Regions from separate parts of the Homo sapiens genome. Here all the other regions are linked to region 1. A link is a contact called in ENCODE Hi-C or POLR2A ChIA-PET data. All regions are on one chromosome and are shown on one strand. The core of a region is the stretch at or near the end of the contact, and the rest is flanking DNA. Distances in the headings are between cores, read along the strand shown.

What was found. A loop is a pair of places that touch in the nucleus more often than their neighbours do. ChIA-PET counts read pairs that join two places held with the same protein, here RNA polymerase II (POLR2A). Pooled maps may share reads with other maps.
Region 2: a map of gastrocnemius medialis shows a loop between it and region 1 (2.8-fold over the local background). The contact joins the promoter of PFKFB2 here to the promoter of RASSF5 in region 1. A Hi-C loop is called at or near these places in 4 of 168 maps with a recorded cell type or tissue (ascending aorta, cardiac septum, chondrocyte and 1 more) and 10 of 50 pooled maps. POLR2A ChIA-PET finds 5 or more read pairs at or near these places in 1 of 52 experiments (activated CD4-positive, alpha-beta T cell).
Region 3: a pooled map shows a loop between it and region 1 (2.2-fold over the local background). The contact joins the promoter of SLC41A1 here to the promoter of RASSF5 in region 1. A Hi-C loop is called at or near these places in 4 of 50 pooled maps. POLR2A ChIA-PET finds 5 or more read pairs at or near these places in 2 of 52 experiments (GM10248 and activated B cell).

What each region holds. Positions count from the first base shown.
Region 1 is chr1:206,506,130-206,508,973 of GRCh38, reverse strand. RASSF5 (Ras association domain family member 5) reads right to left here and starts at 1,443. Exons shown (of 6, transcript NM_182663.4): 1 at 915-1,443. The coding sequence starts at 1,371. LOC124904493 (a long non-coding RNA gene) reads left to right here and starts at 1,567. Exons shown (of 2, transcript XR_007066830.1): 1 at 1,567-2,108. RefSeq lists silencers at 1,038-1,127, 1,168-1,527, 1,778-1,827.
Region 2 is chr1:207,051,809-207,054,983 of GRCh38, reverse strand. PFKFB2 (6-phosphofructo-2-kinase/fructose-2,6-biphosphatase 2) reads right to left here and starts at 1,709. Exons shown (of 15, transcript NM_006212.2): 1 at 1,618-1,709; 2 at 182-283. The coding sequence starts at 266. It also overlaps a transcript of YOD1 not described here. RefSeq lists an enhancer at 1,779-2,418.
Region 3 is chr1:205,811,827-205,814,725 of GRCh38, reverse strand. It overlaps SLC41A1 (solute carrier family 41 member 1), which reads left to right and starts at 1,528. Exons shown (of 11, transcript NM_173854.6): 1 at 1,528-1,918. RefSeq lists silencers at 1,168-1,397, 1,538-1,797 and an enhancer at 1,234-1,734.

The DNA.
Region 1 (2,844 bases), core at 194-2,693:
GACACCTATTAAAGGCATACACACCCCTAACTGTAGGAGGAGAAAAATAATAAACCCCCAAGGAGACTGAAGATTGGCTCAGAAAATCTATACACTGGGGGCCCAGTGTTTTCTGGCTTTGAGAAGCGCCTGGCTCAGGAGGTGACTGGAGGGGCCTGAGGGCTGTGGAGAGGAAGGGACCCTGTCAGGAGCTGAGTAATGTTAGAGCATGACGACTAGGGCAGGAACCCAGGAGGAGGAAGGGGAGGAGGCAGGGCACAGCCAAACATTGGAGCAGAGTCCAAAGGTTTGAGGGGCCAGAGGTGAAAGGCAGGAGGGGGCACGGGTTCAGGGTGACTTCAGGCTCTCTTCAGCCTCACAGCCTGCCTTTATCCAAAATCTAACAAGGTCTCCTCCCTGTCCCAATACGTCCCCCTGGAGGAGAGGTCTGAGCCTGTACCATGGGCGGACAAACAAGCGTTTTGTCAGTAACCCTAATAAGCAAGGGTCAAACGGTCATCTCAACAGCAGTCTCACAACCCACTCCCAAGAACTCACAACAAAACCATGAGGGTGCACAGGGAGATGACAGAGGCCGCCGAGGCCATCACCCACCCACCCCCCACAACCTGTGTGCGAGTGTGTGTGTGTGTGTGTGTGTGTGTGTGTGTGGAGGGCCAAGGCACGCACCTGTCAGGAGACAGGTATCTGTTAACTACCGCATAACCATACCTAGGTAGTGGGCAGGCACTAAAGGATACCGGGCAGGGAACTAAGGAGCGGACTGTCCCCAGGGGTTGTTATCTCCTTATGTTCGGGGCTCCCCTGGAGCCAAAGAGTGTAATGGCCCCTCTCTCCCTGCCCCAGGGCCCTCCCAGTCCTTCGCCCCCAGACTGCGGTCTCCCCGCACGCCCCTCCCCTGCCTTCACACTTACTAGTGCAGCGCAGCGCCTGCCGCAGCACCTCTCGTCCGCACAGGTCACACCAGCCGGGGCCGCCCGGCAGCACCAACTCGGCGAAGCAGTGCCCCTCGCCTCGCTCCGCCGGGACTCTGGGATCCTGCGGCTGCTCGAAGATGCTCCGCACGTCGCGGGGTCGGGGCGCTCCAGGCCGCCGCCGCAGTCTCTGCTGCAGACCAGGCCGGAGCGGGCGAGCGGGTCGGGAGGCCCGGGGCGGGGGCTCCAGGTTCCCCCGGGCAGCCCTCCGGGCGCTGCGCCCCTCGCGCGCCCCGGGCGCAGTGGAGAGGGGCGCCGGGACACAGAGGCGCGAGGACCGGTCGGGGGGCGGCGGCGGTAGCTCGGGGCCGCTCAGGCTCTGTAGATAGCGCGGCGGCTCGGGGTCCAATAGTAGCGGGTACGGGCGCTGCCCGATGGCCGGGGACGCCATGGCCATGCCCGGCTAGTGGCGGCAGCTTTGGCAGCGGCGGCTTTGGCGACTGCGCTACTCCCGAGCCAGCCCCGAGAGAAGGGGCCGCCCCACACCAGCGCGCCTTTAAAGGAACCGCAGCCTGCTGGGCGGGGCGGGGGCGGGGAGAGTCGGAGTGGCAGGAAGGACGACCCAAGAGAACCGCCGACGGACCGAAGGGGGTAGGGTCCGTGCCAGGCGACGTCTGCGCGAGTGTGGATTTGGGGGCGTCTTCACCTGGAGCAGCTGCAGGATTCCGCAGAGGAGCGCCTCTGTACAGTACAGCTCAGAGGGCGCATTTCTGCGGGGGGCCCTAGGCCTTCAGCCCTGCCTCTTTCCCTTGCCAATCACTTTCCCCAACACCAGGTTCACCCCCGACCCGCACCCTCACGCGCCCCGGGAGGGAGCAGGTCGGAGGGAAAAGCTTGGGAACTGGCTCGATGGGGTCTGAGTAGGGCCCCTCCGTCTAGGCGTCCGCTCGCCACTCTCCCGCTGATGGTGCCGACAGGAGGGCCGTGCTCCTTGGCCCTTCCTCTCTCCGGCTTGTCGCCGCCCGCCGCCCCCTCTAGAGCGGAGCTCGACGCGGGTCCGGAATGCCCCGCGCGCGCTCCCGCAGCCGCGCTTTGTCCCGTGGGTGACCGCCGGATGCCTCCAAGGGCTGGCAGAGCTGTCCGCGTGCGACTTTCGCTCTGGTTGGATTTCCCCTTCCTTCGCAGCCCTGCCGGGTAGGGTATTCCTCTTTCCTGGAAGACTGGTGGGGGGTGGAGGGGAGTTGGGGGGGCTCCATTGAGAGAACGCTCCCTCGCCCCAAGGGTTGGGGGAGCTTTTCTTCCTTAGCCAACCCTCCGTTCCCCAGAGCTGCTCTAGTAATTACTGTGGAGATACCAGTTCCCCTAAATGCCCTAAGTGGAACCTGGTATGGATGGTTCACTCATGGGACCCAAAGAGAGATCTCCTTTCTCCCGGCACTTTCCCCCGTGAAGGCTTGCTTCAAGCCTTCATGGACCCTTGTCTGGTTTAACGCTCTGCGGTCACCATCTTGAAAGTCTTACTTTTTGAACAAAGGGCCAGGCGTTTTCTTTTTGCACTGGTTCCCACAAATTATGTAGTTGTTCCTGACAGGCACCTTTGCCCATGGAAACAGGCCCATCTTATGGATAAGGAGGACTCCTGGATCTCTGAACCTGGGCCTGGGCCCTGGCCCTCTCTAGCCCCAGTATTGTTAACTGTACATTGGGCTGGAGGTGGGGAGACAGGTGGTTGTTAACGTGGCACTCTCCAGCTCCGTCATTATGACTCAGTGATCACAGCTTTCCTCTTAAAACACAGGTTCGGTTTGGTCCGTCTAGCGGTGGTCATTTTTTAGAAGAATAGTCTAAATTCTTCTGGACCTGGTCTCTCCCTTCTCTTCCCAGGCCAGAGATGGGTCTCCCCCTAGTGCTTCGTAGGGGAATCTTCACT
Region 2 (3,175 bases), core at 460-2,959, 550 kb before region 1:
CAGACATTTCACTAAGTCTACTTGTTTTAGACAGGACATTCTACCCTGGAGACTTTGCATTAAATTTCCATGTCAAATAATTATTTATCACTCCCACCAAGCAGCAGAGTCCAGGATTATAACTATATTCCCAAGATAAAATGCTGAGAGAGAGCAGTCCCTCCTCTCTGCCAGAACTCACAACATTTCTTCTCTGACATTCGAAGATTTGGGGTTTTGGTTTCATAGCTGTTGTTGTTCTGTTCTGAGGAAGATGCCCCAGACATGGCAGCTCTTCAGATGTCTGAAACAGAGAAGTAGAATGTAAAAAAGGGAAGGGGAAGAAAGAAGACATAACTTAAAAAAAGTCAGTGCATTGGATCCGTGTGGTATAAGTAAAAACACCCTGGGCCAAGAGGCAGGTTCAGTCCTGTTTCTCCCAGTTAGCAGCTACTTCTCTAGCCCTCTGTTTCCTCACCTATAAAAAGAGTTGCACTAGAACCTTACATTTATCTTCTGACTTACGAGTCTACATTTACAGACGTTATCTTCTTCAGTCCTAACAATAATCTTGTAATTAGGCAGATTTTGCCACCATTATTTCTTCTCATTTTACAGATTGAAAATTTGAGATTCATCGAATTAAGTGTCCTGCTCAAGGTTTCATGACCTCAGATTCTAGTTTTAAGAATCTGGGCAGAGTAGTGGCAGCAGTTGGGGTGGGGTGGGTTATGTATAGACGAAGTACATTACCAGGAAATTAACTCCAATCTAACGGTAGGACTCAGTTTTGCAAACAGTGAGGCCGGGCACGGTGGCTCACTCCTGGAATTCCAACACTTGGGGAGGCTGAGGCGGGCGGATCAAGAGGTCAAGAGATAGAGACCATCCTGGCCAACATGGTGAAACCTCGTCTCTACTAAAAATACAAAAATTAGCCGGGCCTGGTGGTGCGCGCCTGTAGTCCCAGCTACTCGGGAGGCTGAGGCAGGAGAATCGCTTGAACCCGGGAGGCGGAGGTTGCAGTGAGCCAAGATCCCGCCACTGCACTCCAGCCTAGCGACAGAGCGAGACTCTGTCAAAAAAAAAAAAAAAAAAAATGAAAAATGAAAAAGAAAGAAAGAAAAGAAAAAAGTGAGGGACGTGGGAAAATCTCGAACATATTCCCTGAAGGAAAAACAGTAACTGGACCCCAAGACAGCCCTAGCACGTCGTCATTTCTCCTCTAGTGCATTCTCAAGCCCTGCTCCGCACCCTCTCCCTAGTTACCCCCGGGACTCAGTCTAAAGAACGCCGGAGCGCTGAGGTGGTAAATGACTTCCCCAAGGTCACCTCAGGAAGAGGGGTAAGCCCTGATTCAAACTGGAGTGGGAAAGTCCTGAGCTCATGCCCCCAATTCAGACAACAGGGGGCTGGTGAGGACGGAAGATCCTGCGCCTTCAAGAGCCTTACACGATTCCTTTACTGACCACACAAATCCTCCAACCCAAACACAGACTGTGGCTCCCGGTCCCAGAACGTCCGCGCTGCCTGCCATGCCTGGGGACCAGCACCTCTCCCCGCACTTCATCCGGGGGCACGCAGCCCCCACATCCCGCCCCGCTAGACCCTACCCGGGGCTGCGCAGCTGTGGCTCACCCTACGATCTCTCCTAAGATCCCTCCCTGCCTTGGCCCCGGCGCCTGCCCTGTAACGCGACCGAACCGAGCCGACAGCTTGTGGCCGGGACCGGCGCTACAGTCGCCGGCAAATCATGTGAGCCCGTCTGGCCCCGCCCCCTCGCGCGTAGGTCCTCACCTGGAGAGAATCATCCACCAATCGGGCGCCTGCAGGACCCAGGGGGCGGGGCAGGGTCGCAATCGCCTAACTGGCTCGGGAAGGCGGCTGGAAGTCGGAACCAGAGAGATCACAAGCTCCTGAGTTTCCCAGCGCCGAGGAGCCTGGTGGCACTGTTGCTTGGTAACTAATAGGGCTGGGGGCGGTGTTAATAAAAAGCTTGACTTTTTTCTGACTCTCGCGAGAGTAGACTATTCGGTAGGCGTCTTGAGAGCGGGTGTGCCGGGTGACGAGAAAATGCTGCAAAGATTAACGCTCTCATTCCTGAATCCCAGCAGAACCTCATTAGATCCATAAATGGGAACGTAAGCTTTAAAGATGTTTTTGCTAGAATAAACTACCACAACACTTGAGCTAATTATGCCTTAGGGTGTATACATACCCGGCTCCACAGGTCAGACGCTGTGACCTAAGAAAATCAACCACTCTCATCGTTGAACCAGAAGCTTCCCTGGACCCACCCATACACCCCATTGGAGTTTTTTTTGTTTTGGTTTGGTTTGGTTTTTGTTTTTTGAGATGGAGTTTTGCTCTTGTTGCCCAGGCTGGAGTGCAATGGCACGACCTTGGCACCGCAACTTTTGCCTCCCGTGTTCAAGCGATTCTCCTGCCTCCCAGTATCTAGAATTAAAGGCATGGACCACCACGCCCAGCTAATTTTGTATTTTTAGTAGAGACGGGGTTTCTCCATATTGATGAGGCTGGTCTCGAACTTCTGACCTCGGGTGATTCACCCGCCTCGGCCTCCCAAAGTGCTGGGATTACAGGTGTGAGCCACTGCGCCCGGCCACCCCGGTGGACTTCTAACCACTCCTACCTTCCCTCCTACCTACCCCCTAACCCAGGCTGTATCATCCGTTGCAGTCGTCTTGAAGAACCAAGGAGGAAAATTGCACCAGCAAAAAAAAATTGAGTCATGAAAGATGTGAAAAGATGGAAACATTACATATAATTTATTCAGAAGCAAAGTCTTTTACAGTGGAGGTGAGTTTGCACCAAGTGAACTACACTTTTCATAGTTGCCCCAGCGGGCCCGTTTGATGCTTGATAAACCCACTCTTGGCAAGTGGGACTTGCTGTCTGAATCCCGGCTGGATAAAGAACAATGAGTATGGATTTCTTGGAAAAGAGAGATATAAATTCAGGGATGTCTTTATTCCTCCTTCGCCTGGGAATTAAACTAATTCTTCCAAAAGTTCAAACAGTTATCTCCTCTTTAAGGCTTTTTACAACTCCCAGAGTGCTCTAGTTGCCCTCTCTATGTCTATACAACTCTGTCTTTATTCATTCAGCCAGTATTTGTTGAACACTTTTTATTTGCGAGGCACAGTCCTGGGTTCTAGGCATACACGTTTGAAAA
Region 3 (2,899 bases), core at 279-2,778, 690 kb after region 1:
GGTAGTGGAGGGGAGGGAACTGTTGAATAGAACAGGGCAGAAGTTGCCTCCAGCCCAACCAAAGTTCCTCCAGATACATCAGCCTTAATTCCCCACCCAACCCCACACCCCGTATTCACAAACCTCATCTTTCTGGACAAGTCCCAGCATTTCCTAGACTAGCAGCTACTTCTCCTGGCAGAAAAACCCAGTATTTGAGGCCAAAACTGGGGTCTGAGACACTGATATTTTGCTCTAGTAGGTCCTGTGAGTCTGCAGGCCCTTGATGCAAATGCTCCAGAGCTGATCTGGAATCATCCTGGGGGTACTGGTTTGGGGTGGGTGAGGGGAACAGGGTTTGGTATGTGTATTTGTCATCCTTATCAAAAGGAATGACCTGCTCAGGTTGCTGTGTGTGCTCTTGTGAGCACGTGCCCAAAGCTTCATACACAGCACTGCGATCTCTTCTCCCCAGGCACATCTCCGCTCCAAACCCTATTCAGGGGTCTAGAGCCATGTTCGAATGCCCCCGGGCTACTTTCAGGGAGGAAAAGGACAGGAAGGAACCGTTGGTCACAGGTTCCACTGACAAGAGGGGAAAACTTGGGAGTGGGGGTTCCTTTATGAGGGAGGTCACACCCCCTGCACAAAAACATCCCAAAGAGAACTGGCATTGAGCTTGTGTTGGAGAGGTGGAGATACCCCAGGGAGGAAGTGGCGAAAGGTGAGCATGGGAACACCCCTCTTTGATCCCACAAGGTGCGTCAGGGAAAGTTGGATTTCATTTAGTCCGGGATGGTGACATCTCTCCGCACGCTGCCACCAGGCTCAGTGGGTCAGAGGAAGTGAGGCTCCCCTCCTCTCCGACCTCAGGTGATGCGTGTGCGACCCCAGCCATGGGTCTGACCTCCTTTCGCTCCCGCCCGCCAGTCTCCACCCCTTTCAAGGCCGGGACTTTTTTAAGGCCGGATTCGTCAGGGGTGAGCCATTTGCTCAAGGAACGCGGAATCTGGAGGGAGCCTAAAGTGACGAGCCGGCGGGAGAAGAGCAAGGTAGGGACTGTTCTGTCCGGGTACCAAGTGGGAGGAGGGAGCACGCGGCTGGCTGCTTGAGCCCGGGGGTCAGAGGTGGCTGGCTGGCTGGCTCCACAGGGACGTTTACCGGTCTTCCCGAAGGCCAGAGGCTCCAAGGAAACATCCAGAGGCAGGAGAGGACGCGCACTGTCGCACACGCCTCTCAAAGTCTGCTGGGGCTCCGACGCGGCGCAGCGGGCCCGGGGGCGGTAGCACCACGCAGCGAGCCCGGGCAGCGGGCCCCTCGGACCCCGGGCCGATGGGCGCTGGGACCCGCGCGCTCCAGGCGCATGGAGCCGGCTCCCGGTTCCCGTCACTCCTCCTACTGCGTTTCCCCGGCGCCCCGCCTCCTGGGCACGAAGCGAAGGAAGGGGGCCGGGCCGAGGTTGATCCCGCCCCCTCCCCAGTCCCTGATTGGCTGCTGCTGTTGTCCATCCGAGAATCTATTTTTGATGGAGCGGGGGGGGTGCCACCCAGTCTGCCCCAGATCACGTTTGCCACCGGCAGCCAACCAGTTGGGCCCGAGTCCGCGGGCAAGAAGCGATTGGGGGCGCGTGAGCTCGGCTCCCCGGTCCCCCGTCCGGGTGCCCCCCCGCCGGGCCCGAAGCGATATATCCTGCCCTCCCCGGCCACCTCCCCCGCGTGGAAGCGGAGCGGCGGCCTCGCTGTAACGCAGAAGCGAAATGTAGCGAGCCGGGTGTCGCGGCTGGACGCTCGCCTTGGCTGGGGGTGTGGGGGGGCACGCCGGGGGCCAAGGAGGACTGTCGAGGAGGAGTGATGAGAAGAGGGGGTGCCCTGCACCCCCCGAGACCACGGGCCACGCTGCCACTTGCCAGGCGCCCCCCTTCCTCCCAGGCGAGGGGCAGGTCAGTCCTGTGGGGTCCTGGGGCGGGGAGGGGGTGGTGGAGGGCGGCAGTCCTGGCGCGCAGCGCATTTGCTGAATCTGAGTGGTGGAGAGACTGAGGAGGCCACCCAGTTACTTTCTCTCCCTCCTCGGGGTTGGGGATACTAAAATGGGTCTTTTTTGTCCCCGCCTGGGAGGAGGGGATAGGGCGTCCTGGTTCACTTTTGCTTCTTTCGTCCCAGGGCCTTAGGCCTGTCTGAAGTCTCTTTACAGGGGGAGTGGTGAGGGAGGACTGGCTTCCCCTCCTGGGAGCCCCCTCTCAGGTTCAGTGGCCTGCCAGGAACACAGGAGGGAGGCGGGGGTGTCAGCTTTTAGCGGACTCAGAAACTTTTCTGGCATAGGGGCACTGGACTCAGAGGTTTCCTCCTGGATCTCTGGTGAGGGAGTTTGAAAGAACCACAGTACTGTGTTTAAGGAGATTGGAAAAGGGAGTCCTGGTGGGTGACTGAATTGATAGAGGAAACAGTTCTCCTGGGCCAGTTCCTGGGGTTTGATACCTCCTTTCCTAAACTGAACTTGACTAATTGTGTGTGTTTGGAATACTTAAGGACCTGTTCCTCTTACCTGGTGGAACTCTCTTTAAATTTATTTTTTACGAATAAGAGCTCTTCTGGTGAAATGGAATAGGATGGGAGTCCATCAGGAATTAGGAAGCCTGGGGATTCCTTTAGGCAGAGAAGTGGAGCCATTACAGCTAAAGAGATGCATTTGGAGCAAGTGCATATTGGCTTACGGTGCTTTGGTTTTTGTTTTGGGTTTTTTTTATTGCTACTTTTGTTTTTTTGTTTTTGTTTCTAAGAATTCCACTATATCCAACTCTCAGTAACCCTGGGGAACAGGAGGAGCCTAATTAACTGAAATGCGTGGGTAATAAGCAATCGTTTTATGCTCTGTCCCTTCTAACTGAGATAACTCCCTTGTCCTATCTGACAAGCTCACAGGG